Linked DNA regions of Homo sapiens: region 1 is linked to region 2. The links are chromatin loops, found by intact Hi-C in ENCODE. Cell type or tissue: heart left ventricle. All regions are shown on one strand. Each heading gives the region's core, and the rest is flanking DNA. Links, peaks and the distances in the headings are about the cores only. Region 1 holds the start of COX6A2 (cytochrome c oxidase subunit 6A2). Region 2 overlaps FUS (FUS RNA binding protein).

Region 1 (14,874 bases), core at 1,433-9,432, 230 kb before region 2:
GCTCTGAAAATGGCTTCAATATTGGCTTCAATTGAAGGCCCCAGCCTGAGGCTCCAGCAGCTCCAAGTCCAGTTGAAGTATAATTGTGTTTCAACAGTCCAAGAGACAGGCCTGAAAATTGGAACTCATGGACTTGTGCCCCTCCCTACAACAATCATCCCAGCCTGGGCAACACAGTGAGACCCATCTCTACAAAAAATTAAAAAATTAGCTGAGCACAGTGGTTTGTGCCTATAATCCCAGCTACTTGGTAGGCTGACATAGGAGGAATGCTTGAGCCCAGGAGTTCGAGGCTGCAGTGAGCTATGAACACACCACTGCACTCCAGCCTGGGTGACAGAGCCAGACTCTGTCTCAAAACAAAATACAAAAAACAATCACTACGGCCAGGTGGGGTGGCTCACGCCTGTAATCCCAGCACTTTGGGAGGCCGAGGCAGGCAGATCACTTAAGGCCAGAAGTTCGAGACCAGCCTGGCCAACATGGTGAAACCCCATCTCTACTAAAAATACAAAAAAGTAGCCAAGCATGGTGGTGTGCACCTGTAATCCCAGCTACTCAGGAGGCTGAGGCTGAATAATCACTTGAACATGGGAGACAGGGGTTGCAGTGTGCCAAGACTGCACCACTGCACTCCAGCTTGGGGGACAGAGTGAGACTCTGTCTCAAAAAAAAAAAATCACTATGACCTGGAGAATAGAATGCTCTGATTGGGTAGGCCTGGATCATGTGGCCCTTCTTGGAGCTAGAGGAGGGAGTCAACCCCACTTGAACTTGAACTGAGAATAAGGGGGGCAGGGGTGTGTGTGTCAGTATCAGAAAAGAAGGCATAGATATATTGGTCATATGACACAAAACAGTAGACATCCACTATCACATAGCCACTGGCCCCTCCCAAGTGCAGAGGGAGCTCAGAGCCCCATTTATTTAGAGTCTATGTCCCTGTTGCCACTGGACCCCACCCCAATGCTGTCTGAGCTCCATCTCTCTGTACCTGTTCGTTCTAGCTAACCCATGTCCTGTATCACAGTTGTTTTTCCAGGACTATTCTAATTTCAAATACGCTGTCCCTAGGGCCCCCATAAACATTTATACTTAGTAGATCACATGTAATCGATCTTTGCTTTAGAAAATGTGGTCATGGTATGCAGCATCCCAGGAAGAGGGCACAAGAGAAACTGACCCTGAGTCATGCCTCCACCTCCTTCACCACCAACAGCTGAGATACTCTGAACAGAGGCTGAGATGCTGCCCTCCGGGGTTTATTTAGCACCTGGTGAGTTTGTTCTTCCCTCTGCCTAAAGTGGAGGAAAAATTAAACCTCTAGAAACTGAAAGTGTTGGCAGCAGCCAGGTTAAGAACTGTGTGAGTGAGAACTTACAGAAACAATGGTGAGTGCACAGCCTGGAAGAGACAGCTCTGCACACCCTCTAGAGAGGCAGGTAAGATGGTGACAAGCCCAGAAAAGCACAGACCACCTGAGCGGAGGTCTCTGGGTACCTGGGCAAGTGCACCTCGTGATGGTGACAGCAGCCCAGGACAGAAGTGGCCCTCCTCAGGGCGTTCTTGACATCCCAGCAAGAAAACCTCTCCACAGGAGCTCCCAAGCTGAGAACAAAGGGATGGGAATTCCCAGGGAATTGTTTGGCAGCAACCAGAAAAACTCTGAGGGGCCTTTTAGGGGAGAAAAGAAACCTAGAACCTTTTCTTCCTTTTTTCCTTCTTTTTTTTTTTCTTGAGAGAGTCTTACTCTGTCACCCAGGCTGAAGTGCAGTGGCACAATCTTGGCTCACTACAACCTCCACCTCCTGGGATCAAGCGATTCTCCTGCCTCAGCCTCCCGAGTAGCTGGGATTACAGGCACGGGCCACCACACCCAGCTAATTTTTGCATTTTTAGTAGAGATGGGGTTTCACCATGTTGGCCAGGCAGGACTCAAACTCTTGACCTCAAGTGATCCGCCCTCCTCATTCTCCCAAAAGTGCTGGGATTACAAGCGTGGGCCACTATGCCAGGCCTCTAGAACTTTGTCAAGTAAAAATACCTGTCTTCATGTCTGTTTTCTCCAGGAGCCATTATCTTATATACGTAGGGAGGGGGCTATGTGTAGAGGGAGATGCCAGGTATCTTTAACTGGAATAGGGCCCCATCTTCTCTGCAACAATGCCAAAGTCCAGCTGGGAAAAAAACTGTAGGAAGAATTCTATTATAGCTCAGTGAGAGCTCAGGAATAATTTTTGTAACACTGTATAACATTTGACTGCTCAAGGAGGTTATTTTTTTTAAAAATAGCAGCAGCTTAAAGTTGGATGGAACATACTGTTCAGTTTATTACCAATGAGAAACAGGTATAGAGCCCCTTCTTGAAAATATATCTTCCTCGTTTTTTTTATATATTAAATTCAGATTATATGTCTATATAATTCATTCTTCTTTTGTATATTAAGTTCATATTAGTACATCAGCCCTTGATCAAAGCTAGAAGCTTCCTATTGGATTGTAATTCTGAAAAGGCATTGTTGTAGGGTTAACCAAAGTAACAAGGTTCAAGCATTCATTACATACATATTTTTAGAACACCTCCTTCATGCCAAGGTCCCTGCCCGTTGCTGAGGACAGAACAGGCAGATGTCATCCCTGCCTGGTCTTGTGGCTTTCTTGTGACCTGCTTTGATAGAGGGTTCACACCAGCCCTGTCTAGGCTTGCTTTCTCCAAGTAGTCATATTTTTCAGATTGAAATAATGCACTTTGCAGTAGACACCTGTCAGGCTTGTGGCTGCCTGGAACCTTTTGAATACTCATCCTAGACCTGGAGATTTTCCCTACAATTCCTGCCTCCCTAAGGCAGAATCCAGAGCTCAGTTTCCCATCCCCTCCTGCAGCTGGGGGACCTAGGGGTTGCCAGTTGGTGCAATCACATAATTCTTTCAGAAAAGAGCGACCCAGGATACAGGTTTCATGAAGAATCTGTTTTCAAGAGGGGATGAGGGTGGAAAATTCTGGTTTTCCAGGGCAGCCTTAATGAAGCTTTTGGCATCCAGGGTCCAGCAGTGTGAGCTGTGGGGGTGTCACTGCAGCTGGCCAACGGAATGACTTGTTTATGACTGTGCAGACTGTAGGCATCTCTGGCTATATCAGACATAGTAAGCTACCTAAGATTCTCAATTACTTATCTTCTAAAACTAGTAAGAGTGAGTTCTGTTCTTTGCAAAGAACTGTGACTAATACATATACTGAACTACTGTTACCTGCCAAAATCCAGGTTGACACATTCCTACCTTACATAAACTTCATAAAAATGATGTAAGGGCCGTGTAGTGGCTCATGCCTGTAATCCCAGCACTGTGGGAGGCTGAGGCGGGAGGATCACGTGAGCTCAAGAGTTCCACACCAGCCTGGACAATATAGTGAGATCCCCGTCTCCAGTATTTAAAAAATCTTTTAAGGTACGAATTATTATACATTTTACAGCTGAAAACACTGAGACTCAAAAAGACACTTAATTCATTCTACAAATATTTATTAAAGCCCAACTGTGTGCCAGCCACCAGGCATAGAATAGGGAACAAAATAGTTTCCCTGCAACTATATAAAAAGAATGGCATATTGTACTTAAATGCCTCCTTGCCAAAATAAGAGGCACAGGACAACAGCTGTCTGGAGATGACCTCAAGCCAGTCAGGCCCCATTTTAAATATAGAAACCCCTAAGAATAGCCGCCAGTGCTCCAGACTCAACAGGTGATTGGCCCAGAGAGGGGAGGTGACCCCAGGCCCCAGGAAAGGGAGCGAGGACAGCGCTGGTTCCCGGCTCCCCGCACCATCATGGCTTTGCCTCTGAGGCCCCTGACCCGGGGCTTGGCCAGCGCTGCCAAAGGAGGCCACGGAGGAGCAGGAGGTGAGTGGGGAACGGGCGGATCCGGGGGCTCCCCTACCCTGCCCACCTGTTCACAGGCCCGCCGCCCCAGGACCGCCGCGCTCACCCCGCTCCGTCCGCAGCTCGTACCTGGCGTCTGCTGACCTTCGTGCTGGCGCTGCCCAGCGTGGCCCTCTGCACCTTCAACTCCTATCTCCACTCGGGCCACCGCCCGCGCCCCGAGTTCCGTCCCTACCAACACCTCCGCATCCGCACCAAGGTACGCGGGACGGGCGCGCGGGCGGCACGGGGGTGCTGCGGGGGCGGGGGGGGGTGCTGCGGGGGCGGGGGGGGGTGCTGCGGGGGGGGGGTCGCGCGGGGCGCGGACTCCGGACTCACGGCGCTCACGCGCGCTCCCTCCCCCGCTCTCTCCACAGCCCTACCCCTGGGGGGACGGCAACCACACTCTGTTCCACAATAGCCACGTGAACCCTCTGCCCACGGGCTACGAACACCCCTGAGGCCCCGGACGCCCCCGGACACAATAAAGGTGTGAAGCTTCGAGTCTGCGGCTCTGTGGGGAGGGCGGGGCCACGGGGAGCGCGCCCAGAGGCGCCCGCTCCGCGCATGCGCCCAGCTTGGTAAGCGCTCCTGCTCCGCGCATGCGCCTAGCGCGGTGGGCGCTCCACGTGCTTTTCCCACGCCGCTGATACGGAGGTGCTCGAGGGAGCCTCCTCCACTCACAGGTAGGCGATCCCAGCTCCCTGTCTCTCACCTGGTAATAATGAGGCCTCCCTCTCACACACACCTATTAATAATTAGGGCTCTAGGCTGTAATGGGCTTCCGCGTACACCGAATCCTCACAGTAACGCTGGGAGCAGGGTATAAATTTAGTTCACCTTCTCCCGAGGAAGACCTGAGATTCTTGGGAATTAAATGACTTGTCCAAGTTCCGGCAGCTCGGCAGAGCCCCCATGGGAGCCCAGGGCTGCAGATCCTGAAGTCCCACTTCTTGCCTGACACCTGAGCTGCTGGTGTCTGTGAATCCCAGCTCTCTGGATTTCAGACGGAGGCTCCACAGTCCTGTGTGTGAGGCCTTGGGACCTAATGCTGGATTTGGAATCTTTTGATAATTCTCTATAATCTTTCTTTCTTTTTTTTTTTTTTTTTTTGAGACGGAGTCTCGCTCTGTCGCCCAGGCCGGACTGCGGACTGCAGTGGTGCAATCTCGGCTCACTGCAAGCTCCGCTTCCCGGGTTCACGCCATTCTCCTGCCTCAGCCTCCTGAGTAGCTGGGACTACAGGCGCCCGCCACCGCGCCCGGCTAATTTTTTGTATTTTTAGTAGAGACGGGGTTTCACCTTGTTAGCCAGGATGGTCTCGATCTCCTGACCTCATGATCCACCCGCCTCGGCCTCCCAAAGTGCTGGGATTACAGGCGTGAGCCACCGCGCCCGGCCTATAATCTTTCTTAATGAGTCTTCTATATGGGAAATCACATGCTCCTAGCCTGGCTCTCCTGGCTTCTGAGTACCTCATTCAAGGGGGACAGGAGTTCAAATGAGCTCTGGACATTTCTTCACCTCCTAGGACAGCCTGCCCACTTACCATTACAGAGGAACCTGAAGTGTGTGAAGAAACCCATGACCAATGCATGCCTGCGTGCACGTGCATGCACATGCACACACACACACACACACACACACACACACACTCTTTGACCCTCTCCCCTGATACACACCTCTCAGCCCCATCAAGAAAAGATGACCTCAGGCTCCCATCACCATAGAAAGTGAAAAAACTTTTTCAATGCCCACAAATAGGTTCCCCCGACTATTCCCAGAGAGGCACTCAGGTCCCTGGGTTATAGCTCTTCCACGCAAGGAAAGTGTGCTATAAACATCCTCATTTCATGTGACAATTCTTAAGCATATGAAAATTTATGCTGGCACCATGCCTGCTTCTGTAAAAAGTGGGTCATTGCTGAAAAAGATGGACAGATATGTAAAAACATTACAATCTCTATCTCTCCGAGAAGGTGCTTAGCACCTGGTAGGTTGCTTAGGCCAGTGCAGATCTATGCAGAAGTTGTTTCCATGTAAGTTGATTTATGGTTGCAAGCAAGTCCAGCCCACAGTGGTAGAGATAAACAGGAAAGTGGATTATTAGGACAAAGGCACATTTGGGGCCACACAGCTGAAATCGTCCCCACTGAATGTGGCAGTGTCTTCAGGCTTGTCCTCCAGCATTTCCTTGTAGTGGCGTTTGAAGAAGCCAAGCTATCAGGGGAAATAAATTAGAAAAGCTGGGTAAGTCCGGGCCCGGTGGCTCACACCTGTAATCTCAGCACTGTGGGAAGCTGAGGAGGGTGGATCACCTGAGGTCAGGAGCTGGAGACCAGCCTGGCCAACATGGTGAAACCCCGTCTCTACTAAAAATACAAAAATTAGCTGGGTGTGGTGGTGCGCCTGTAATCCCAGCTACTCAGGAGGCTGAGGCAAGAGAATCGCTTGAACCCGGGAGGCAGAGGTTGCCGTGAGCCAAGATCATGCCACTGCACTCCAGCCTGGGCAAGACAGCAAGACTCCATGTAAAAAAAAAAAAGAAGAAGAAGAAAAAGAAAAGAGAAAGAAAAGAAAGAAAAGCTGGGTAAGAGGGCAGGGAAGAAAATTGGGAATAAGAGGAAGCTGAGAGAGAAGAGGAGGCAACAACTAAGCTAACTTACGTTTGTGTGCGAGAACATTTATGTGAACAGCTATCATATATCGAGCATCTGCTGGCCCCGAGCACAGTAGGTACACACACGACCCGTGGCAGGACAGCATAGATCCAGGCAGATCTGTGCACATGCCCTGGCCTCATTTCTCTCTCACTTCAGCCACTCTGTGATATAAGCATTATTATCATTTCAAAAATGAGAAACGGCCGGGCACAGTGGCTCATGCCTGTAAACCCAGCAGTTTGGGAGGCCGAGGTGGGCGGATCACATGAGGTCAGGAGTTTGAGACCAATCTGACCAACATGGTGAAACCTCTCTCTACTAAAAATACAAAAAATAGCCAGGTGTGGTGGTGTGTGCCTGTAGTCCTAGCTACTTGGGAAGCTGAGGCATGAGAATCTTTTGAACCTAGGAGGTGGAGGTTGCAGTGAGCTGAGATTGTGCCACTGCACCCCAGCCTAGGCAACTGAGTGAGACTCCATCTCAAAAGAAAAAAAAGAAAGAGAGAAACAGGCTTAGAGAGGTGGAGCAACTTGCCTAACATTAAACAGTGAGTACATGATAGAGCCAAAATGTGTGTCCAGGCCTGTCTGCCTCCACAGTCTGAGTTCTCACTATATCAGCCAGTCTGTAGGAGGGCTTGGGTTGGATGCTGGTGGTGTCAAGAATGGGATAAGGCCGGATGAGGTGGCTCACACCTGTAATCCCAGAACTTTGGGAGGCCAAGGTGGGCGGATCACCTGAAGTCAGGAGTTCGAGACCAGCCTGGCCAACATGATGAAACTCCATCTCTACTAAAAATACAAAAAACTAGCCGGGCATGGTGCAGTCCACCTGTAATCCCAGCTACTCGGGAGGCTGAGACAGGAGAATCACTTGAACCCGGGAGGTGGAGGTTGCAGTGAGCCAAGATCATGCCATTGCACTCCAGCCTGGGCAGTAAGAGTGGAAACTCCATCTCAAAAAAAAAAAAAAAAGAGTTGGATAAAACACTTGCCTTGTACAGTGTGGCTGTGATGAGCGCCAGCAGTAGCAGAGCCCCCACAGAGCTGCCCATGATGATGGGAATGGCATTGTAGACCTCGTCTTCTTCTAGCACCATCTCCATCTGATTTAGAGATCAGAGAGCATCCGGCCTCATGCCATCCCAGATGCCTCCCAGGTTCCGCAACCTTTAACTCTCTCCCCTCCTTTCTGAGGCTCTGCTCCAAGGAGTGAGACACAGTAGCACCCGTGCCCTTAGGGACAGCTGTCCTGCCCAGAGACTTTCACCCTCCTCCCGCAAGGCTTGCAAACCCCCCACCCAGCACCACAGATGTAGCCCTAGGGGTCCTCTTTCCAGCTGGTCGCTGCCCTCCACATGGTCTCTACCTGAGCTCTCATAAATGCCTCCTGTCCTGGAAGCTGGGAGTACACGGATGTGTCGAACGTAATTTCAGCCACACTCACGACCAACACCTTCTTCTGCAATGTCTGCAAAGGGGTTGGGGGAAACCTGTGGAACTGGCTCTGGGGGAGGCTCAGAGCTTCGGGGGTGCCCTGGCTTGCAGATGGGCACAGACATGCCAGGTCCTGCCTGAGTCTGGGGCAGGGGCTCTGCCGCTGCCCCCACACACCTCGCGGACCCAGCCGAAACTGAGATTGCCCTTCAGGGTGAAATCCAGCTCCTCCTGGACGCTGAAGGAGGGGACGTCACAGCGGAACTGCAGGCAGTCAGCAATGGAGCAGTCCTGGGGGCAGAAGAGGGGTGAAACTGAGGGGTTCTTCCCTGAGGAGGGAGCCATAGGAAAAAATATGGTCAGGTTTGGGGTGGGGAACAGATGAGCAGTTACAGGACATGCACGGAACTCTGTGGCCTAGCAGTACATTTCCCAGTATCCCCGGTGGGGGCTGATCTTGGCGGTGGGGGTTCAGGGACTTTCTCACCAGCATGGGACTTCTTGAAATCTGGGTCAGGAAGTCAGAATGCTGGGGAGGTTTTCTCTCTGAAACACAGGGGAGACTCTGGGAAGAGAAAGAAGCACTTAGCCACAGAATGAGCAACATGTCCCTGGTAAGAGGGAGTGCTGTGCTGTGGGATGTCAGTCTGAAGAAAGAGGAGAGATAGGCGGGTACCTGAGATGGGGCCTCCATGACCACATCCCACACAGCCACCCCGTTCAGCAGGACAGGAACCCAGAAGTTAATGCTGATGGCCAGATCTCGCTGGCTGAGGTTATTCACCTGCAGGAAATCAAGGCAGAGTGTTATTGTGGTCTCTGGAGCCTTCCAAATCCTACTTCCCTCCTGGCCCTACCCCAAGGCTCCTCTCCATCTTCTCCACCAACTTCCAACTTTATCCACAACGTGGAAGGCAGACATGGATACTCCCTAGACTCTCACACGGTATCGATGCTCAGCCTCTTTCATTTTCTTCTCATCGGAGGTTGCAAAGTTGAAGTACTTGGTGGATTCTTCCTGCCTGGAGAGAGAGCCTGTGGGTGAAAAACAGCCCTGAAACTGTCCCCAGTTGTGCCCTGTCCTACTGCAGAGAGCTCTGTTGGGCTGGGCAGATGTCTCAGGGAAATAACGATGGACATTATTTGGCCGGGCACAGTGGCTCATGCCTGTAATCCCAGCACTTTGGGAGGCTGGGGCAGGAGGGTTTCTTGAACCCAGGAGTTCCAGACCAGCTGGGGCAACATCGTGAGACCCTGTCCCTATTCAAAGTAAATAAGTAAAAGATGGTCCCACATAACCTTTGCTGCCTCGGCTTCAGCTCCCCTCCCTCCGATGTCCCTTGCCCCCATCACCCAGATCCACTAGCTCTGCCATGCACACCGCTGGCTCTTTCATAGCCTCATGACTTTGCTCAAGCTCTTCTCCTTGGAACGTTCTTACTGTCTCCAGTTTTGGAAATTTACACTTAAAGACCCAACTTAAACCTCATGTCTCCTACATGGGGCAAAGGCGTTTGCATTGCTTTCTCTAATAGGTAGTGTTTGGCCTCTGGTAATGCTTACAGAGATTGTAGCAGAACAAGTTAGCCTAAGGGGACTCTAGGAATGAGAGCTGGATCACTCAGGAAGACATGGAGTGAGGGCCCCTTCATGGTGGGAATGAAGAAAATAGATTCGGCTGTCCTGGGGCAGGTGAGTAAATGTGAAGGAAGATAGTGCCTGTGCACAAGCCTGTGGAAGGGACATCAGTGTTCCAGGCAGCAGGTGGGGTCTTTCCACCCAAACTTCCTTCAGCAAACACAGGCTGTGTGGTTGGCACTGGGGATTCAAGTTAAGCCATAACTCCCTGCCCTCTCACCACTTAACATCTAAAGTTTTAGTAAAAATGAGCAAGCTGGCCAGGCGAGGTGGCTCACGCCTGTAATCCCAACACTTAGAGAGACTAAGGCAGAAGAATCGCTTGAGCCCAGGAGTTCAAGACTGGCCTGGGCAACACAGAGAGACCTCGTCTCTGCAAAAAAAAAAAAAAATACAAACATTAGCTGCAAGTGGTGGCACACGCCTGTGGTCCCAGCTACTCAGGAGGCTGAGGCAGGAGGATTGCTTGAGCCTGGGAGGTCGAGGCTGCAGTAAGCTATGTTCACACCACTCCCCTCCAGCCTGGGTGACAGAGTGAGACCCTGTCTCAAAACAAACAAAAAGCAAAAGTAAGCAGACCAGCAGAGGGGCCTGCACCTCGCATGCAGCAGCCAGACCAGCCACACAGAAACAGCCCCAGCAGTCCACCCCCCATCAGCCTGATGACTAAAAACATGGGCTCCAGTGTCAAACCGCCTAGGTTCACATCTCAGGTCGACCACTTCCTACCTGAGTCACTGAGGCAAGCCACTTCACGTCTCTGGAAACTGTAGCTTTTCACTCTTTAAAATGGGGATGCAAACCGTAGCAACCTCCCTGTAGTAGAGTTGTGACCAGGGCTTGGTAGTGCCCAGCACACAGGGACTCCTCCATAAATCTTAAGGTTTATTTTTCCCTAAGTATGCCGGTTTTCCTCTGTGCCCCCCACCCCAAACCCTTCTCTCTATGCTTCTGTTTTCTCATCTTAAAATCTAGTTCTAAACCTCTTTTCATTTTTAAAGTTTTATTTTATTTTCATTTTTAATTTTTTTTTTTTGGTAGAGATGGGTTCTCACTATGTTGCCCAGGCTGGTCTTAAACTCCTGGGCTCAAGCCATCCTCCCACTCATGCCTGTAATCCCAGCACTTGGCCTCCCAAAGTGCTGGGATTACAGGCACGAGCCACCGTGCGCAGCCTAAGCCTGTTTTCAGATCTAAGTAAACCACCCAGCTTTCCCCAGTCCTTGGAGAGGCATGCCATGTATGGCCATGGGCATGGGCTCTGCAGCCAAACCGTCTGGGTCTGATTCCTGGTTCTGCTGCCCACTTGGAGATTGACAGGAACAAAGTATTTCACTTCTTGATGTCTTTGTTGGTGAAAATAGGGATAACAATATAATTATTGGTAGGATTAAATAAATGTAAATACATATAAAGTACTTAAGATGGTGTAAGAAAACCACCATAAAACAACAGCAACATAAAACGTGCCTGACATGGGTATATATAACTGTAAGCTCTTATTGTAAGTATTTTCCTGTGGATAGAAAGGGAAACCTACATGTGGCTTGAAAGGACAATGACACTGCTTGATCTCCCTCGCTCCTTCCCCTAACAACTTAATACATCAGAAGCAACAGTGGACAGGTGTGGTGGCTCATGCCTGTAATCCCAGCACTTTGGGAGGCCCTCGGGTGGGGGTGGATCACCTGAGGTCACGAGTTCAAGACCAGCCTAACCAACATGGTGAAACCCTGTCTCTACTAAAAATACAAAACTAGCCAGGCATGGTGGCACATGCCTGTAGTCCCAGCTACTCGAGAGGCTGAGGCAGGAGAATCACTTGAACCTGGGAGGCGGAGATTTCAGTGAGCTGAGATCGCAACATTGCACTCCAGCCTGGGCAACAAGAGTGAAACTCCATCTCAAAAACAAACAAACAAACAAACAAAAAATTAGCTAGATGTGGTTGTGCATGCCTGTAATCCAACTACTCGGGAGGCTGAGGCAGGAGAATCACTTGAACCTGGGAGGTGGAGGTTGCAGTGAGCCCAGATTGCACCACTGAACTCCAGCCTGGGTGAAAGAGTGAGATTCCGTCTAAAAAAAAAAAAGCAATAGCAGCAAACTTTGTCCCACAGCAGTGTTACAGTCTTTCAGCCCAGTGTATGGGATGCCTTGCTCTGCATCCAGCCTCGCCTGCCCCTGTGCCTCCACCACCTGCAGAACCCTCTTGCCTTCAGCCCTACACTTGCCTTTCCTGCGCTGCCTTGGCCAGGCTCTTAAGAGACCTTCCCAACAGTTTCTCACACCTCTGCCCCACTCTGAGTTTTATAGAAACCTGACCTTTCCTTTCCTCTGTGTGGTGACAGACCATATCCTGTTGGGCACAAGCTCCCCAATTCAGGGTGCTCAGAAAAGCCTTGATCTCCATGTAGCAGCTTTGCTTCAGCACATTCACATTTAATACAAAGGACAGAATTTGTTTCATGTTAAAAAAGGAAGCCTTCCTTTTAGAGGGAGAGGGGGAAAGGCACAGTGGTGGCAATGTGTGTGTGTCCCACCAGCAAGTCGATTTGAGAGAAGCAGCAAGAGCTATGGTATATATTATTAGGGTACAAATACACCAAGGATACATTCCAAGAAATTAATCGTTAGGCAATTTCTTTTTCTTTTCTTTTTTTTTCTTTTTTTTTTTTTTTTTTTGAGACAGAGCCTTAATCTGTCACCCCTGAGCTGGCATGCAGCAGCGCGATCTCAGCTCACCGCAATCTCCGCCTCCCAAGTTCAAGCGATTCTCTTGCCTTAACCTCCCCAGTAGCTGGGATTACAGGCGTGTGCCACTGCGCCTGGCTAATGTTTGCGTTTTTAGTAAAGACAAGGTTTCGCCATGTTGGCCAGGCTGGTCTTGAACTCCTGACCTCAGGTGATCCGCCTGCCTCAGCCTCCCAAAGTGCTGGGATTACAGGTGTGAGCCACTGCGCCCGGCCTTAGGCAATTTCATCATTGTGCAAACATCATAGGTTGCACTTATGCAAACCTAGATGGTAGAGCCTACTGCACAGCTAGGTGATATGGTATAGCCTATTGCTCCTGGGCTACAAACCCATGCAGCGTGTTACTGTACTGGATATTGTAGGCAATTGTAACACAATGGAAAGTATTTGTGTATCTAGACATAAAAAAGGCAATGAGTTGCACTACAATGTTACAACTGCTATGACATCATTAGGAGATTTTTCAACTCCGTTATAATTTTAGGAGACCACCCGTAGTAAATGTGGGTCCACTGTTGACAAAAACACCTTTTTTTTTTTTTTTTGTTTGAGACAGAATCTTGCTCTATTGCCCAGGCTGGAGTGCAGTGGCACAATCTCAGCTCACTGCAACCTCCGCCTCCCAGGTTCAAGAGATTCTCCTGCCTTAGCCTCCTGAGTAGCTGGGATTACAGGCATGCGCCACCAGGCCCAGCTAATTTTTTTTTTTTTTTTTTTTGAGACAGAGTCTCCCTCTGTCACCCAGGCTGGAGTGCAGTGGCATGATCTCGGCTCACTGCAACCTCCGCCTCCCGGATTCAAGTGATTCTCCTGCGTCAGCCTCCCAAGTAGCTGGGATTACAGGCACGCATGACCACGCCCAGCTAATTTATTTTGTATTTTTAGTAGAGATGGGGTTTCACCATGTTGGCCAAGCTGGTCTCGAACTCCTGACCTCAGGTGAACCACCTGCCTCAGCCTCCCAAAGTGCTGGGGTTACAGGCGCGAGGTACCGCGCCCAGCCCAGAAACATCTTTATGCAGCATAAATGTCATTATATATGGCCATTCACCCACAAAGGCATCCCAAAACAGGAGAGCTTAGATGTGCATCATTGGAAGAGCAGGCTGGGACTCAGAAGGAGTACCAGGCATAGAGGAAGGCCAGAGGTCCAAGGGGAAGGCCAGGGACTGGGCACCTGCTGATCATGGTGTAGACTGCATACTTCACCGGGAGCTCCAGCTGGAAGGTGGCCTTGCTGCTTGAAGCCTTATTGTTCTCACTGGAGACAGAAAGGAGGGACCAATGGGAAGGAATCCAGGAGAGGGGTCTCTAGCCGGGGCATGCGATGGAGGGTGGGGGATACCCTGGCCTGGACCCACCTGCTTGCACTGGCCCTCATAAGCATCCTGTCTCCCAGGGTGGCCTTGTAGGAGACATCGAATGTGACTATGAAGGTGCCCTGAGGGAAGAAGAAGGAAAGAATGGGGATAAAAGGAAGGGCATGGCAGAGTGAGGGACAGATTGGGACAAGGGAGGACAGTGATGGGGATTTAGGGAGAAGCACTGACGTTAGAGCCCTCATGGAAGATGGGGTGGTTGACACTGCAGCGGCTGCTTCTTAGGCCCTCATCCTCAGTGGGCACTGTCTCACATGCCAGGCGCAGGGCACTCTGATGGGGCTGCTTCTAGGGGAGGAGAATGAATTTTAAGAAGTTACCCGCATGCATGTGTGGGCTTGATACACAGCAGTGGTGGCACTGCAGAGCACTAGGGAAAATGACAGACTTTTCTTTTTTTGTTGTTGTTTTTTTTTGAGACGGATTTCACTCTTGTCACCCAGGCTGGAGTGCAATGGCATGATCGTGGTTCACTGCAACCTCCACCTCCTGGGTTCAAGCAATTCCCCTGCCACAGGCTCTTGAGTAGCTGGGATTACAGGTGCCTGCCACCATGCCTGGCTAATATTTTTGTATTTTCAGTAGAAATGGGGTTTCACCATGTTGGCCAGGCCAGTCTCAAACTCCTGACCTCAGGTGATCCACCCGCCTTGGCCTCCCAAAGTGCTGGGATTACAGGTGTGAGCCACTGCACCCGGCCAAGGACAGACTTTTCAATCAATTTCCATCAATGCCAGGAAAATTGACCCATACAAAAAATTTTTTAAAAAGCAGAAGAAAAGTAAAGAAAGTACAAGAGGAAGAGGAGGAGAAAGAAGAAAAAGAAATTGGATCCCTACCTCACTCCATAAATTAAAATAAATTCCAACTGGATTAAATACTTAAATGTGAAAAAGCAAAACCATGAAGCTTTTGGAATATAATATAGGGGGCTATTTTCATAACCTGGAAGTGTTTCTTAAATAAGACCCACACACAGAAACAATATGGTCAGGTGTGGTGGTTCACACCTGTAATCTCAGCACTTTAAGGGCTGAGGTGGGAGGATTACTTGAGCCCAGGAGTTTGAGACCAGCCTGGGCAGCA
Region 2 (14,874 bases), core at 2,066-10,065:
GAGGTCTTTCCAGAGGCTGTTTGGGAAAGCAGGAATCTAGGGCTACTTCCTAAGTACACTTTACAAGCAATCCTTTCTGGCCTTGAAGAGGGAGGATTTGCAAAGCAATGGGCAGATACCAAGGAGACCCTGAATCCTATCCTTAGGAATCACCAAACAACCACTTTCCAACCTCACTGCCCCACCAGGCTTATCTCTAATTACATCTTATCTGCAACACACCTCCTACCTTGTCCTCCCTGCCTCTAGCTCCAAGAGCCTGAGAAATCCAAACTGATCATGGGAACAGACTCTCACTTTTTTTGAGACGGGATCTCATCTGTTGCTCTGGCTGGTGTGCAGTGGTGTGATCATGGTTCACTGCAGCCTCAAACCCCTGGGCTCAAGCAATCCTCCAGCCTCAGCCTCCTGAATAGCCGGGACTACAGGTGCATACCACCATGCCCAGCTGACTGTCATTTTTAACAGGACACCTAAACTCTCCTCCTAACCTGGCACTTAACCCCATGCAACCTCTCCTCTCCTCACATACCCACGATCCCACCACTATCTGCTCATACCAGGTGCCCTTGCACATGCTGACCCCTTTATCTCTGGACACCTTGACATCTTCTACCTGCCCCAGACTGCCCATACGCATGCGTTCCTCTGGGTTTCAGAGGCTCTTCCCAGTGTCTCTGTGGCAATGCAAACCATGTGCTGGTCTACCTTCACAGAAGACTCCACCACTCCCCTGCTTAAATGGACGCTTAAATGGAGACATCTTTTCAACCTCTGTACAAGTGCCTTGCATGTAGAAAGTAATATATGGCAGTTACTGTGTATCTCTAGTATCTAACAGGATTTTTTTTAAACTTCACAGGAACCTAATCATTCTCCTGACATGGGGCCATAGGTAACACATCCTTGCATGACAGACATCCTTAGAGTCACTACAAAAACCAGTGCAGGCCTGAGGGAAGGAAGTGGTTCCAAGAAAGTTTCCCTAAGATAAAACATTTCTTGGGGCTTCCTTTTTCCTTTGGGCTGTGGGAGAAAGAGTCCTACCAGAAGTCTCCTCAGATTTTAGGCATAGCATAGTGGTTAAGGACAGAAGTTCTATAGCTAAAGAATAGAGGTTCAAGTCCCTGCCCCACCTCTCACTAGCTGTGTCAGCATCCCCTCTAAAGTGGGAGTGACAGGAATCAGCTCATCCCCTAACAGCAACTGGCTCATGGCAAGTACACCTCAGAGTTAGCAATCACCTCCACTAAGACGATTCTGCTCCTAGCCCCTCAATGGCTTAGAACTGTATCTGGGAACCTGTGCTATCCCAAGAACAATCTAGAGTGCCCCTCTGGCAGCACCCCCAAACTCGTTCTGTCACTCCCAGTCCTAGTCGTGGCTCCATGGGTGTGGAAATCCCAGCCCCAGTCTGGATGGCCCCAGACAACTCCAGCATCTTGGGACACATCCCAGATAAGCTGAACGGCAGCCACTGCAAGCGGCAACATTCCTGCCAAGCCCCAGAACTGGATTTCAGAGACATTCAACAAAGTGAAGGAACAACTCAAAATCACCTTCCCCTAACACCTGAAGGGCTTTCCCATGCTTCTCTGAGGCCCTGCAGGAACCAAATCCCATCCCTGTGCTGAGAACTCCCTCCATGATGGTCCAGATCTCCCCACACCAGCAAAAATCCCACAAAGAGGACAGCATCCTCTTTTTTGCTCAAACCTCCCATTTAAGCTTCACAAGACTTAAAAAAAAAAAAACAGAACAGAAGCCAGTGTTGACTGGGCCTCTGCTAATTACAAAAACCCACACGCAGGGCCCTGTCTTCCTTTTCCTTAGCTCCTAGCCAGCATTTTATATAGAAATATAATCCTAGCACTTAGGGACGCCGAGCAGAGAGGATTGCTTGAGCTCAAGAGTTTAAGACCAGCCTGAACAACACAGTGAGACCTCATCTCCACAAAATAATTTTTAAAATTAGCTGGACATGGTGGTTCATGCCTGTAGTCCGAGCCACCGTGGCTGAGGTGGGAGAATTACTTGAGCCCAGGAATTGGAGGTTGCAGTGAGCTGTGATCATGCTACTGCACTCCAGCTTGGGCCACAGAGCAAGACCCTGTCTCAAAAAAATAAAACAGGGGGGTGAGAGAGGGAGAAAGATGAAAGTTTTGTACAAAGTTCCCCTTCAGAAATAATTTGACTCTGCCAAACTCTAGAACGTTACTCTGAGAGGTGTTGAACCAACAGCATCATTATCACCAGAAAGCCTGTCAGAAATGCTTTGCGGGGAGGGCAGGGGGACAGTCTTGTTCTGTTTCCCAGGCCTGCGGGCTGGAGTGCAGTGGTGGGAACACAGCTCACTGCAGCCTCAACCTCTCCAGCTGGGACCACAGGTACATGCCACCACACTTTTTTTTTTTTGAGATGGAGTCTCATTCTGTCACCCAGGCTTGAGTGCAGTTGCATGATCTCAGCTCACTGCAACCTCCACCTCCCAGGTTCAAGCAATTCTCCTGCCTCAGCCTCCCAAGTAGCTGGGATTACAGGTGCATGCCACCACACCTGCCTAAATTTTGTACTTTTAGTAGAGGTGGGCTTTCACCATGTTGGCCAAGCTGCCCACCTTGGCCTCCCGAAGTGCTGGGATTACAGGTGTGAGCCACCGCGCCCAATTTTTTAAAATTCTGGTAGACAAAATGTTGCTGTTACCCAGGTTAGTCTCAACTCCTGGGCTCAAGTGATCCTCCCACCTCGGCCTCCCAAAGTGCTGGGATTACAGGAATGAGCCACCGCACCTGGCCTGAAATGCGTATCTTGAGCCCCACCTGGACCTACTGAGCTAGAATCCATATGTTGACAAATTATAAAGTTCAATTTATAAATTAAGCACAGGAGATTATTATACTGTACTGAAACTGTGTAAGATGAAACCATAGGTAAGGGAGGATTCCTCTGTATATATATATATTTTTTTTAATCTGTGTGTGTGTGTGTATATATATAGGTATAGATAGATAGATAGATAGATTATCCCCCTCAAGTTATAGAGGATGTGGTTCTAGCCATCTCAGACTGACAGGTTTGCGCACCCCTGCCCACAAGAGTAGGGATTTGCCTTGTTTCCTCCTCAAGGGCACAATAAACAGGATGGGTCAACTTTCCCTCAAACTCTGGAAAATCAAAACCAAAAAACAAGCACAACAAGCCTAGGTCTCCTTTTATTTATTTACTTATTTTTTTGAGAGTCTCGCACTGTCGCCCAGGCCAGGGGGCAATGGCACGATCTTGGGTCACTGCAACCTCCACCTCCCGGTTTCAAGCGATTCTCCTGCCTCAGCCTCTCGAGTAGCTGGAATTACAGGTGCCTGCCACCAGGCCTGGCTAATTTTTTGTATTTTTAGTAGAGACAGGGTTCACTATGTTGGCCAGGCTGGTCTCAAACTCCTGACCTCGTGATCTGCCTACTTCAGCCTCCCAAAGTGTTGGGATTACAGGCACAAGCCATCGCACCCAGCTGCCAGGTCCCCATTCTTAAGAACACTGCACTCAGTAGTGACAAAGAATCGGTGTGATTGTGCAACACCCCTCGGCGTGATGAGCACAGGCAGGATGTCACCTGGGAAACTCGGTTCCTGCCCACTTCATCCGGCCCTCGACTGCCCTTGCTTGGACCCTGCTTGCTCAAACACTTTGTCGTTGGCTCCAGAGTCCAGCATCAGCACTCTCACAGGGACAGCACATCCACCATCTTCAGCCCAACCATCCAAGCTTTCCTCTGCCTCTTGCCGCTAACATGGGTGGCCCTCAATTGTTTTCCAGGTAAGAGTCTCTACTGCCCCAATATTTAGGGCTAAAGCCACAATCCAAGGAGCTGACAGCATTAACCACCAACAGAAAGCAGTATTTCTTCCAGCTCCAAACTCCTGCTCATAAACTACATTCTCCAAGTCTGTTCCTGCCTCAAAGATACTGGGAATTTTAGACTCAATGGTCTCCAAAATTTCTTAGAATACCTTGAGATTGAGGATCTAATACTTCGTTTTTTGAGACAGAGTCTCACTTCATTGCCCAGGCTAGAGTGCAGCGGCGCGATCTCGGCTCACCGCAACCTCCGCCTCCTGGGTTCAAGCGATTCTCCTGCCTCAACCTCCCGAGCAGCTGGGACTGCAGGCACCTGCCACCACGCCCAGCTAATTTTTGTATTTTTAGTAGAGTCGGAGTTTCACCATGTTAGCCAGGCTGGTCTCAAACTCCTGGCCTCAGGTGAGGATCCAATATTTCTACAACAAAAAATCCTGGTCAGATGTGCTGGCACAACCCACTTGACAATACTTTCTCAGCTTGTATATGCCAGCGCCACTGAAGATTGTATTTGCATAAGAAGGTGAACACAATTGTAGAAATATTCTTCTAAGTCAAATTATTTCAAAATAGCCAGGTGCAGTAGCACACCTGTAGTCCCAGTCATTCAGGAGCCCGAGGCGGAAGGATCGCTGGGGCCCACTGAGACCAGCCTGGCCAACATGGAGAAACCCCATCTCTACTAAAAATACAAGAGTTAGCTGGGCATGGTGGTGCACACCTGTAATCCCAGCTACCTGGGAGGCTAAGGCAGGAGAATCACTTGAATCTGGAAGGCAGAGGTTGCAGTGAGCCAAGATCCTACCACTGCACTCCAGCCTGGGTGGCAGGGCAAGACTCTGTCTCCAAAAAAGAAAAAAGAAATCTGTACGTCAGAGATGTCTGCACTCCCACCCAATGCAGCGTTATTCACACTAGCCAAGATATGCAAGCAACCCAAGTGCCCAATTAACGGATGGATTTTTAAATGTGGTATGTAGACACAACAGAATGCTATTCAGCTTTTTAAAAGGAAACCGTTATTTGTAACATGGGTGAATCGATAAATCTAGAAGACATTATGCTAAAATAAGCCACAGAAAGACTGCATGAACTTATACACGGAATCTAGAAAGTCAAACTCGGAAACTGAAAGTAGAATGGGGGTTACCAGAGGCTTGGAGGTATGGGTAAGCAGGGAGACAAAGGGTACAACACTTCAGATGCAAGAAATGAGTTCTGGTAAGCCACTGCACAGCATGGTGACTACAGTTCATAAAAACGTGAGACACAGTGGCATGCATCCATAGTCCCAGCTGAGAGGCTAAGGGCAAGAAGATCACTTAAGCCCAGGAGTTCAAGTCCAGCCTGAGCAACATAGGGAGACCCGTTTCAACCCATTTACGCCTAGTGCTCCATTACAGGTGTGACCCACCACACTCGGCCAGAACACACTATTCTTACTGAATGACTGAAGTCAATCATTTTTTGTTTTTATTTTTGGTCTGATTATTCACAAAACATTTGCAACCTCCAGCATAAAAGGGCTGAAATAACATAAATTTCAAAATTTTCTAAGAGTGGCTTTGTATGTTCTCATTCATGCTAATGATATGAAGTGATGGATATATTAGCCTGATTTGATTCCACAATGTGTACATGTACAGAAATAGGACATTGTACCCCATAAATATATACAAGTTAATTAAAAATAAAATTTTCATAGCCGGACACAGTATCTCACACCTTAATCCCAGCACTCTGGGAGGCCAAAGTGGGACAATCACTTGAGCCCAGAGCAGTTTTGAGACCAGACCAGCCTGAGCAACATGGCAAGACCCCATCTCCACAAAAAATACAAAAAAAAATTAGCCAGTCATGGTGGCAGGTGCCTGTAGTCCCGTCCCAGCTACTCCAGAGGCTGAGGTGGGCAGATAGCTTGCGGGTGGGAGGCAGAGGTTGCAGTTGGTCGAGATCACACCACTGCAATCCAGCCTGGGTGAGAGTGAGACCGTCTCAAAAAAAAAAAAAAAATTTAAAAAGGATGAGACTGGAAGGAAGACATGCCTAAAGGTAGATCAGTGAGTCAAGTCTCACATGGGCTGGACCCTAGACCTTAATTCCTGGTCAATCTACCCACCACTGACATAACTGCAGCCCTACATCCAAGTACTGAAACCCAGGAAGGCCCGGCACAAGATGGGGAAAAAAGCTGAAAGGGCTAACTGAAGGCTACATCAAGGAAGGGACAAACAGACCTACAGCACAGCTCTCCCCACCCTCCTCACTTCCTACTTAGCCTGTCCCAATTCCAACTCACAAAAATGGGACACCTAATGCTTCAAGACAGATTTCAATCATTCAGTAAGAATAGAGTATTCTGGCCAAACGCAGTGGGTCACACCTGTGATCCCAGCACTTTGGGAGGCTGAGGCAGGCAGGTCACTTGAGGCCAGTTCAAGACCAGCCTGGGCAACCCAGTGAAACCCTGTTTCTTAAAAAAAAAAAAGTAATTAAAAAAAAAATTACCCAGGTGTGGTAGCGAGGAAGCACCTGTAGTCCCAGCTACTTGGGAGGCTGAGGTGGGAGGTTGGCTTGAGAGGCACCAATGTTCTCTCTGCTGCTAGGTGTCTCTATCCATTCTCCTGGAAGATCCCCCCAAACTGGACCTACCCACTAAACAGTCACCTGGGACCCTATTTCCTTTTAAGGTCAAGGCCAATCACATATGCCATTTGAAGGACACAGGAACTTGACACTAATGGTCCCAGTAATCATATCTTACAAGGAGCTTCGACCTCCTCCACTCCTAACAGGAGGGCATCAGGGGACCACAACCAAAGCAAGATTAGAATCCTGCTAGGCAAAGCACCAACAGTGAACTACTCAAATATCGTATCAGGCCATTTCAACTAAACATTTAACAAAGAAACCAGCAGTGGCAGGGACGGAGAGAACTGCCACATCCTCTACATGTACTAAGTCAAAGCAATGCCTGGGAAGGCCCACTTGACGATCCTTTGTTTTTAATACGCCAGACCACTCTCCGCCTACTGTTGCTTAGAGAGCACCCCAATGCTGGCAGGGGAAGTAAACCTGCTATTCCTCTTAAAAGTCATGGTTTATTGGGAGGCTGAGGTGTGCACATCACCTGAGGTCGGGAGTTCGAGACCAGCCTGACCAACATGGAGAAACCCCGTCTCTACTAAAAATACAAATAAATTAGCTGGGCATGGTGGCGCATGCCTGTAATCCCAGCTATCGCTTGAACCCAGGAGGCGGCAGTTGCGGTAAGCCGAAAAACGTGCCATTGCACTCCAGCCTGGGCAACAAGAGCAAAACTCCATCTCAAAAAATAAAGTCATAGTTTCTGTGCCTCAAATCACCCAAGATTCAAGGATGCAGCAACTCTTCAGTAGAGAACATACTTGTGGAACACTTGAAAATTTGAGAGGATGGCCAGATGCAGCGGCTCATGCCTGTAATTCCAGCACTTTGGGAGGCCAAGGCAGGTGGATCACCTGAGGTCAGGAGTTAAGAGACCAGCCTGGCCAACACAGTGAAACCACACCTCCACTAAAAATGCAAAAACTAGGTGGGCATGGTGGCCCACGCCTGTAGTCTCAGCTACTCAGAAGCTGGGATTCTCCTGAGGCAGGAGAATCGCTTAAACTCAGGAGGCAGAGGCTACAGTGAGCCGAGATCACGCCACTGCACTCCAGCCTGGATGACAGAGCAAGACTCTGTCTCTAAAAATAAAAAATAAAAATTTGAGAGGAAAGCACTTCCCAATTAGGGGTCCCCAGCACATTTGTAAGCTATGCTTGTGATGGCAGCTGTCTTACAAACCAAGTTCGAAAACCCTGTAAATAAAACCTTTCTGCTCTTGGGTTAATGTTACGCTCTGTGTAACTAAAATAAAAAGCATGCTAAATAACTGGTTGGCAGGTACGTGCAAGTTTACAACCACATGGTAAGAGGCTGAGGAGCACTGCTCTAAGGTTTTAACTCATTGGCTGCAACCCCTTCCCCCTCTTATCACTTATCATTCCCTTAGGAGGGCCTTCCACCCTCCAATCAAAAAGGGATCAAGCCTAAAATCTCATAATGTCAATGACCTCAAGCCCTCTGAGTACAGGCAGGATGTGAAAGTAACCCAGCCAGACCAGTCTCCTTATAGCAGGTATCTACCCAAGCGCTGTTCACCAGGGCAGCTAGGAAGGGAGTCACTCACCTCCTAGATCCTGACTCCACTCCACAAACTCCTGCAGCACTCAGTTACTCTCCTTCCTGTGAAAGACCCAGAGTGGCTAAGCGCTCTCCACCATGGTCAAATCTGAATACTGCCCCATTTAAATGTAGTTTGTTTGAGCCTCACCATTAAAAGGGCCAAAAGATCAAAGAGTTCTTAAAAAGGGATAAACTGCTGCAAATAAACTAAGACCAGTATGCAAATAAATGTGGTAAAGGAAAAATTCCCCATAGCTGGGCAAATTTAGGCCAACACTCATGACATCCCATGTTCTTCATTTCTCATTTATACACCAACTTTCCCCATGACAGAAAAGTTTAATCTCTGCTCTCAAGGATATCATTTGGCCTTCTCCCCGAACACTGTATTCCAGTTCCTGCTGGGCAGGGTAATCTGAACAGGAAAACTCTCTACCTTCCTGATCGGGACATCGATCTTCCAGGAAAGTGAAAAGGGGGAAGAGGAACAAAATTTAACTAAAATGGTCACTTTTAATGGGAACCAGAGGTATAGTTACAATTACATAGTCCGACACAAAAAAACCCTTGGGTGATCAGGAATTGGAAGGTTACAAAATAACGAGGGTAACACTGGGTACAGGACAAAAAGCTGTTCCAGAACCTGGGGAGCCAGGCTAATTAATACGGCCTCTCCCTGCGATCCTGTCTGTGCTCACCCCTGCAAAAAAAAAAAAAAAAATTAAGTATCCATTATATTTGAGTTACCAGCCTCTCCAAGCCTAGATATCCTATCTGCCCCTCCTACCTAACCCAGCGAGTATCTTATCTCAAGTGGGTCTACAGATTCACTCCCCCTGAGTTAATTTTCCTTCCCTCTCCACTACTGGTTACAACCTCAGGTCTTTCCACCTAGCCCTCAAAATGAAACCACTTTCTCAACAAAACCCTGTTATCCTATGGCCTCTGTTCAACTGCTCTACTTTTTTATTCTGATTTAAAGTCTTACCTGGAATCCATCTTGCCAGGGCCAAAGCCACCTCTGTCCCCACCACCCCGGCCCCCTCGGAAGCCTCCACGGTCCCCGCCGCGGCCCCGGTAGCCGCCTCGATCATAGCCTCCTCTGCCACCACGACGATCATCCCCGTAGTTACCCCCTAGGACAAAAGAAACAAGATCTATCATATTCCCATTCCCCTATGTTCCCCGAGCCTCCCCGCTGAAAAATTAAGGATTCTTTGGTCCCAGCTCCCTAGCACCAGGTCTGCCTTTCTTACCCATGTGAGAGCCACCTGGTCCCCCTCCTGGGCCATCTGGTTTAGGGGCCTTACACTGGTTGCATTCATTCCTCCAAGAGAAGTTCATATTCTCACAGGTGCTAAGGAGAAAGGAAGACAATCAGTCTGGAGCGATGGGGAATAGGCAAGACCTAGAACTAGGAAGAAACTACGGTGACTTTAGAGATACAGTGAGGAAACTGAAGCTTCAGAAAGACAAAACGGCTTGCTTCTCAGAGTCAGGAACAAAAATCAGTATTACTGAACCCAATCCATTACCTTTCCCATTACATCAACCTTACCTAGGTAAGCTTTTGGCTAAATCTGACCCCAACAGTGTGGCCTTGACATTTACTTCTTTGGAAAACACGCACATACCTCAGTACCAATATATCAAAGAGCACGCATGCAAGAGAACTAAGAAAAAAATTAAGTTTCACTCACGGATTAGGACACTTCCAGTCACCAGCTCGCTGCTGTCCTCCACCGCCACCACCTCCACTGGGAAATCCTCCTCGGCCACCACCACCACTGCCACCACCTCCATAGCCTCCACGGCCCATGGGTCCTAATGCAGATAGACCAAGTATGGGTCTGCTCCCTCTCCAAGTTTGGTAAATCTAACCCATTCCATGCAAGCCTTTACCATCTTCTGCACTCTCCCCATTACCCCTCTGCACCACTAGCAGGTAGCTCCTCACCTCCTCGCCCTCGGCCTCCACGACCATTGCCACCACCCCGATTAAAGTCTGCCCGGCGAGTAGCAAATGAGACCTTGATAGGATTTCCGGAGAATTCTTTACCTAGAGAAACAAAAAATCATCAACAGACTTTAAATGCAAGACACATTAATCCGAAAATACAAGAGAAGCGTGCCTTTCTCAAATGGTTTATAATCTGCTGACACATAAGCAAAAATGAGACTACCTGAAACCGCAGCTAAAGTAAGTGTTGGAAGACTCAAAAGAACCCTCAAACTATGGCTTGTTTCCTAAGGCTTGCTGCCCTATATCCCCAGCCCCACCTCTGCCAGCCTTCTCATACATACCATCAAACCAGTCAATAGCTGCTTTAGCTGAAGGTGGGTCATCAAAAGAGACCGTTGCCTCTCCCTTCAGCTTGCCAGTTTCCCTGTCTGTGTACAAATTAATCATGGGCTGTCCCGTTTTCTTGTTTGTCTGAAGAAAGCAAAATGAGGTAACATCAATTTTAAAGGCTACAGTACTCCCTTTCCATCTTCTTCCTCTAGAACATGAGGTTTATAATTCCCAAACTTCAGCTCCCCTCTTCCCAGTTACTTCTTCCTACCTCACATGTAAACCTCCATTAAAGAAAACTGTCTCTCACTCCAATATTGAAAGATAAAACTAAAAGTTACTATAGAGTACAAATCTCAAGAGTTTAGGGTACTCTGATAAGTTATACTTTTTGTGTTAAGATAGAACTTCTCTTTTAGAAAACAGTAACTAAGGCTCTTTCCTCAACAAATTAAGCTGGCAACAACCACTAAGACTTGTTTTTACTGCTGGCAACCATTAAAGACTTGCTTTTACTAATGTGTGAAATCCACAAGCCTACAACACTGACAGAAAGCTCCCACTCCTCTCCACAAGTACCTTAATAATACCAATCTGCTTGAAGTAATCAGCCACAGACTCAATTGTAACATTCTCACCCAGGCCTTGCACAAAGATGGTGTTGTTGTCTGAATTATCCTGTTCTGCTTGTTGAACAGAGAAAATGCAAATGTGAAAAGGTAAAATAAAAAACACAGGAAAAAACCTAAAGCACCTAGTATCCATCAAGCAACTGGTATCATTTGGTTTATGGAAGACAACTAAAAAGAAATCCACATCCCTTTTGAGTCCCTATATGCCAGCCATGCTGATAAATTTCAGATTCAGTTTGACAATTATCCTTTGAAACATGTTAACACCCAGTATACAGTATGGAAACCAGGGCTCAGGAGTGAAATGCCCAACAAGACCACACAGAAAAGTCCATCAGTATTTATCAACTTTCAGTTGAAGGTCCCCGAATTAAATAAGAAACCCATTTTACATTCAAATCTAGTACACAAACATCAATACAACCTAAACAGGAGTTCAATGCTTTACTTCATGTGGTCAGGTCTTTCACTAGTTTTGTTCACCAACTTGGACATGATCCACATTTTGAAAGAACCACTGCTGTAAACCATCTGAGTGTGGTCCAGACGCATCAGCATCACTGGGGACTTGTTAGAAAGGTAGATTTTCAGGGTCCTCTCAGACCTAAATCACTGGGGGTGGAACCCACAAGCCAGGTATTTCTGAGAAATACTTCGTAACAAATACTTCTCACTGCTAACTAAGGACACACCTAACTCCCTTCCTTCTCTATCCCCATTTTTTTCAGTTTCCTTTTTATAATAGTTTCAAAGAACATCCAGGCAGTCTTGATACCACTTTAGCCACTCTTTTCATGCCACCACGTGTGAACTCACCGGAGTCATGACGTGATCCTTGGTCCCGAGGGCCTTTAGTGACATGGAAAAAAAGAACAAAAAAAAAACAAAAACAAGGAAAAGATGAGCCGTTAGTCAACAGGAAAAAACGGACAAGGAAAAAAATTAACACCAAATCCAAACTTGTAAAATATCAAGTAAGTGCTCACAGCCTCACTCCAAACCCTTTCCTGGGTCGCCTGCCCAGAGGAGAAAATTCTAGGCAGGCCCCTTAAGATCTGTAACTTGAGTCTCCACAGAGACAACTCCACACTTCAGCAAATGCTGCCTCCCCCAGCTCAGGCTGGGAAATGTCCTCAGCACAGGTGGCAGGGGAAACGGAGACCCATTAAAGTGAACAAACCAACTCAGCTTGGCCCGGTTCTCTCACCCGAGAGAAGAGAGATGGGCTCGCCACCAGCCATGCGATGTGCATCCATCCAGTTTCTCCCAACTTTACCACCAGACACTTAACCCTTGTGGAACAATTTTTAATTTCATCTTTAGAAACCATCCTTAAAACCGTGTTGTTTCCCCGAAACCACATGAAAATAAAAACCATACATAATAGCTATTGTATTTTTTAAGCATGTCCCAGGGAACAGACCAGAAATCTTATTTCCGTAATGCAGCCTCTATTTTGTTTTTCCAGAGACCATCTTTGACCAATGTTTATCTGAATTCGCCATATATAAATATTGTACCCACACGCAATGACACCTAAGTCATGAACCCACACCTTTGGCTTTAAATCTTGAAACAAATCAAGAAACCTTTTGTTAACCAAACCAGAAAAGTTCCAGCTTACTGGGAGACTTCTCAAATTTGTCATTTTTCCATGAATTCAGTTTGTGCTGTTTAAGACCTTCCTGGTCCACGAATTCAGTTTGTGCTGTTTAAGACCTGGTTATTTCCCATGAGCCACACATGCTTCCAATCTTTCTTGAAGTAGTGCACATGTTCCTTCCCAGAGCTAGTTTCTATTTGCCCATCTCAGTTAAGTCCATATACATAGAATTGCATTCATTGACACCATTCCGTACTTTATAAATGTATACCAACTTCACCATCCTCAGGGCAATGTTACATCCCTCTTCCAGAATTAAACATTCGGAGTTGTCTCCCACACACTCACACACACACAAGCCTTGGACACAACGATCAAAAGGATCCTAAAGCCAAGATGGCACCACGTGTTCCAGCACGCACTCTCCAGTTTCTCATGATGATGGTCACTAAGTGCCAGGTGTGGCAACGGCCCAGTCCAAGGCCTACTAGACCCCTCTTATTAACCTGGGGCAAACCCATTTGGTAAAAGATGACTATTGAGTCTTACCCCTACCTGCTCCAGGTTAGCACACACCAGGCAACAGGTGGCATTCTACCCTACCCCTTTCTGGAGGTGGTTCTGGACACCTCAAAACCTTTGACATTTAAATTAACACGCTAAGACATCTGCAAATGAACAATCAGACAAAGCATTGCTGGGAGTTGGGAATTTTGGAAACTCTGTTCACTTACCACCAAATTTATTGAAGCCACCACGGTCACTTCCGCTGGAGAAGACAAGTTAGAAGAAAGGACATGAAGCTTCCAACGGCTACAAAAGGTTGTTTTTTGATTTTGTTTAACATTCCCCAAACATGGGTAGGTGTTTTTGGAAAAAGATACAAGTGGCTACTAAAATACATCCCTTCCTGACCACCCCTTGTCTGACCTTTGAGCATGTCACACACACGTGTGCAATTTCTCAGACACAGTTTATAAAGATTTTGCTTTAAAAGGTTACGTTATCTATTTCCTCTGGAAAAAAAATAACCCATTTTCCTTGGTCGTTCTTCCGATGGAGCAGATGTTTTTTTTTCCTCTTGTCGCAAGTGGTTGACAACCAAGTAGTTGGTTTAAAAACCCTACCCCAATTTACCCAGAAGACATTTCACACCAGGCTGGGGTAGCCTTGAACACATTTTTGTGGTTTTTGCTTTGAAAGCAGCAAGCAGACCCAACCCCATTCCATAAAAAGTCAAAACCAAAGGCAACTTCCCCTTAAAGCAAGACAAACTTAGCTAAGCTCTGTCCTAACTACTGAGCTGTTTTTGATCTCCCCCAACCCCCGGGGTCACCCCTTCTACACTGCGAGAAGAGCGGAGTATTTTGCAATGTCACCTTTCATACCTGTGGCACATAAAATGCAGAGCAAGTTAACAGTCACATAACAGTTGTTTTTCTTTTTAAAGTTTTGCATTAAACACACGCACACATTTCCTCATTTTTGTTTTCCTCATTTTTGCACGTTTTTGAGATTGCCCCCACCCACCTCTGCATACTTACCATTTCCAAACTCGGTTTAAAAATCTACTTTTTCCAAAAACAGTAACACTGACATTCCTCCCCTTTTTCAAGGGAGACAGAGTAGGGTCCTTCAAATCTTATTTACCAACAGATTTGACAACTGTTTTAACATCAAATCTAAGGTTTTACTTCAAATCAACTTCAGCAGGAAGGAAAGAAGGTCCAGTTGGACAAGCTGATGAATTTTAAGTAACCAGGGGAAGGCAGACAGTGGAACAAATAGGTGGGAGACCACTGTCAAAGCATATTTTTGCCCAAAAGGTCTGCTTACTTCAGTCAGCTGGCCCCATAAACCAAGTCACACACAAAATCAATGTCGGTCAAATTAGTGCAAATCAAGCTCGTGGATTCAAATGACTATAGAAAACGGGAAGAGTAGCCAATTCCTGGAAGCTGAAGTCAGGTTAACCATTACCAACTCCCTAGAGGACACATGGGAATACACATACCAAGTTTCCCTACTATTTCCCAGGAGTGGGATCATCGGTTTCCCTTGCAGAGAAAGAAGTCTTCACTTCCATGTTTCTTGCCTAGGATATTAATGACTCCAATCCATACGTATCTATGTATGGTTTCTTTTTTTTTGGAAACAAGTATCATTACTCAAAATCTCTATTCAGTGGTATGGATGGGAGTTCAGGCTCCCAAGTTCTCACAAAAATAAAATGGGGATGTAAAAAGAAAGTCACTGCCCCCAAATCAAAGCCCTCACAGATC

The links. A loop is a pair of places that touch in the nucleus more often than their neighbours do. Peaks named below come from ENCODE experiments on the same cell type or tissue, not always from the same donor. Only the 100,000 strongest peaks of a DNase experiment are listed, where the experiment ranks them.
Region 1: it touches region 2 in a loop (3-fold over the local background); 4 of 110 quality-filtered maps call a loop at or near these places.

The regions. Positions count from the first base shown.
Region 1 is chr16:31,417,277-31,432,150 of GRCh38, reverse strand. It overlaps ITGAD (integrin subunit alpha D), which reads right to left. Exons shown (of 30, transcript NM_005353.3): 21 at 13,960-14,076; 22 at 13,771-13,850; 23 at 13,587-13,670; 24 at 8,959-9,037; 25 at 8,692-8,799; 26 at 8,503-8,580; 27 at 8,193-8,306; 28 at 7,948-8,049; 29 at 7,574-7,684; 30 at 5,646-6,136. The coding sequence ends at 6,023. COX6A2 (cytochrome c oxidase subunit 6A2) reads left to right here and starts at 3,791. Exons shown (of 3, transcript NM_005205.4): 1 at 3,791-3,898; 2 at 4,000-4,136; 3 at 4,294-4,420. The coding sequence starts at 3,826. The coding sequence ends at 4,377. In heart left ventricle, for the core only: no CTCF peak of the experiment used is centred there; DNase peaks (open chromatin) are centred at 3,816 and 4,470; H3K4me3 peaks cover 2,207 bases; H3K27ac peaks cover 4,358 bases.
Region 2 is chr16:31,185,289-31,200,162 of GRCh38, reverse strand. FUS (FUS RNA binding protein) reads right to left here. Exons shown (of 15, transcript NM_004960.4): 7 at 13,327-13,361; 8 at 11,806-11,838; 9 at 10,937-11,040; 10 at 10,369-10,498; 11 at 10,022-10,123; 12 at 9,765-9,888; 13 at 9,321-9,421; 14 at 9,053-9,200; 15 at 8,558-8,764. The coding sequence ends at 8,725. Among named protein-coding and RNA genes, the nearest start is that of PYCARD-AS1, 9.2 kb to the left of the region's middle. In heart left ventricle, for the core only: no CTCF peak of the experiment used is centred there; no DNase peak of the experiment used is centred there.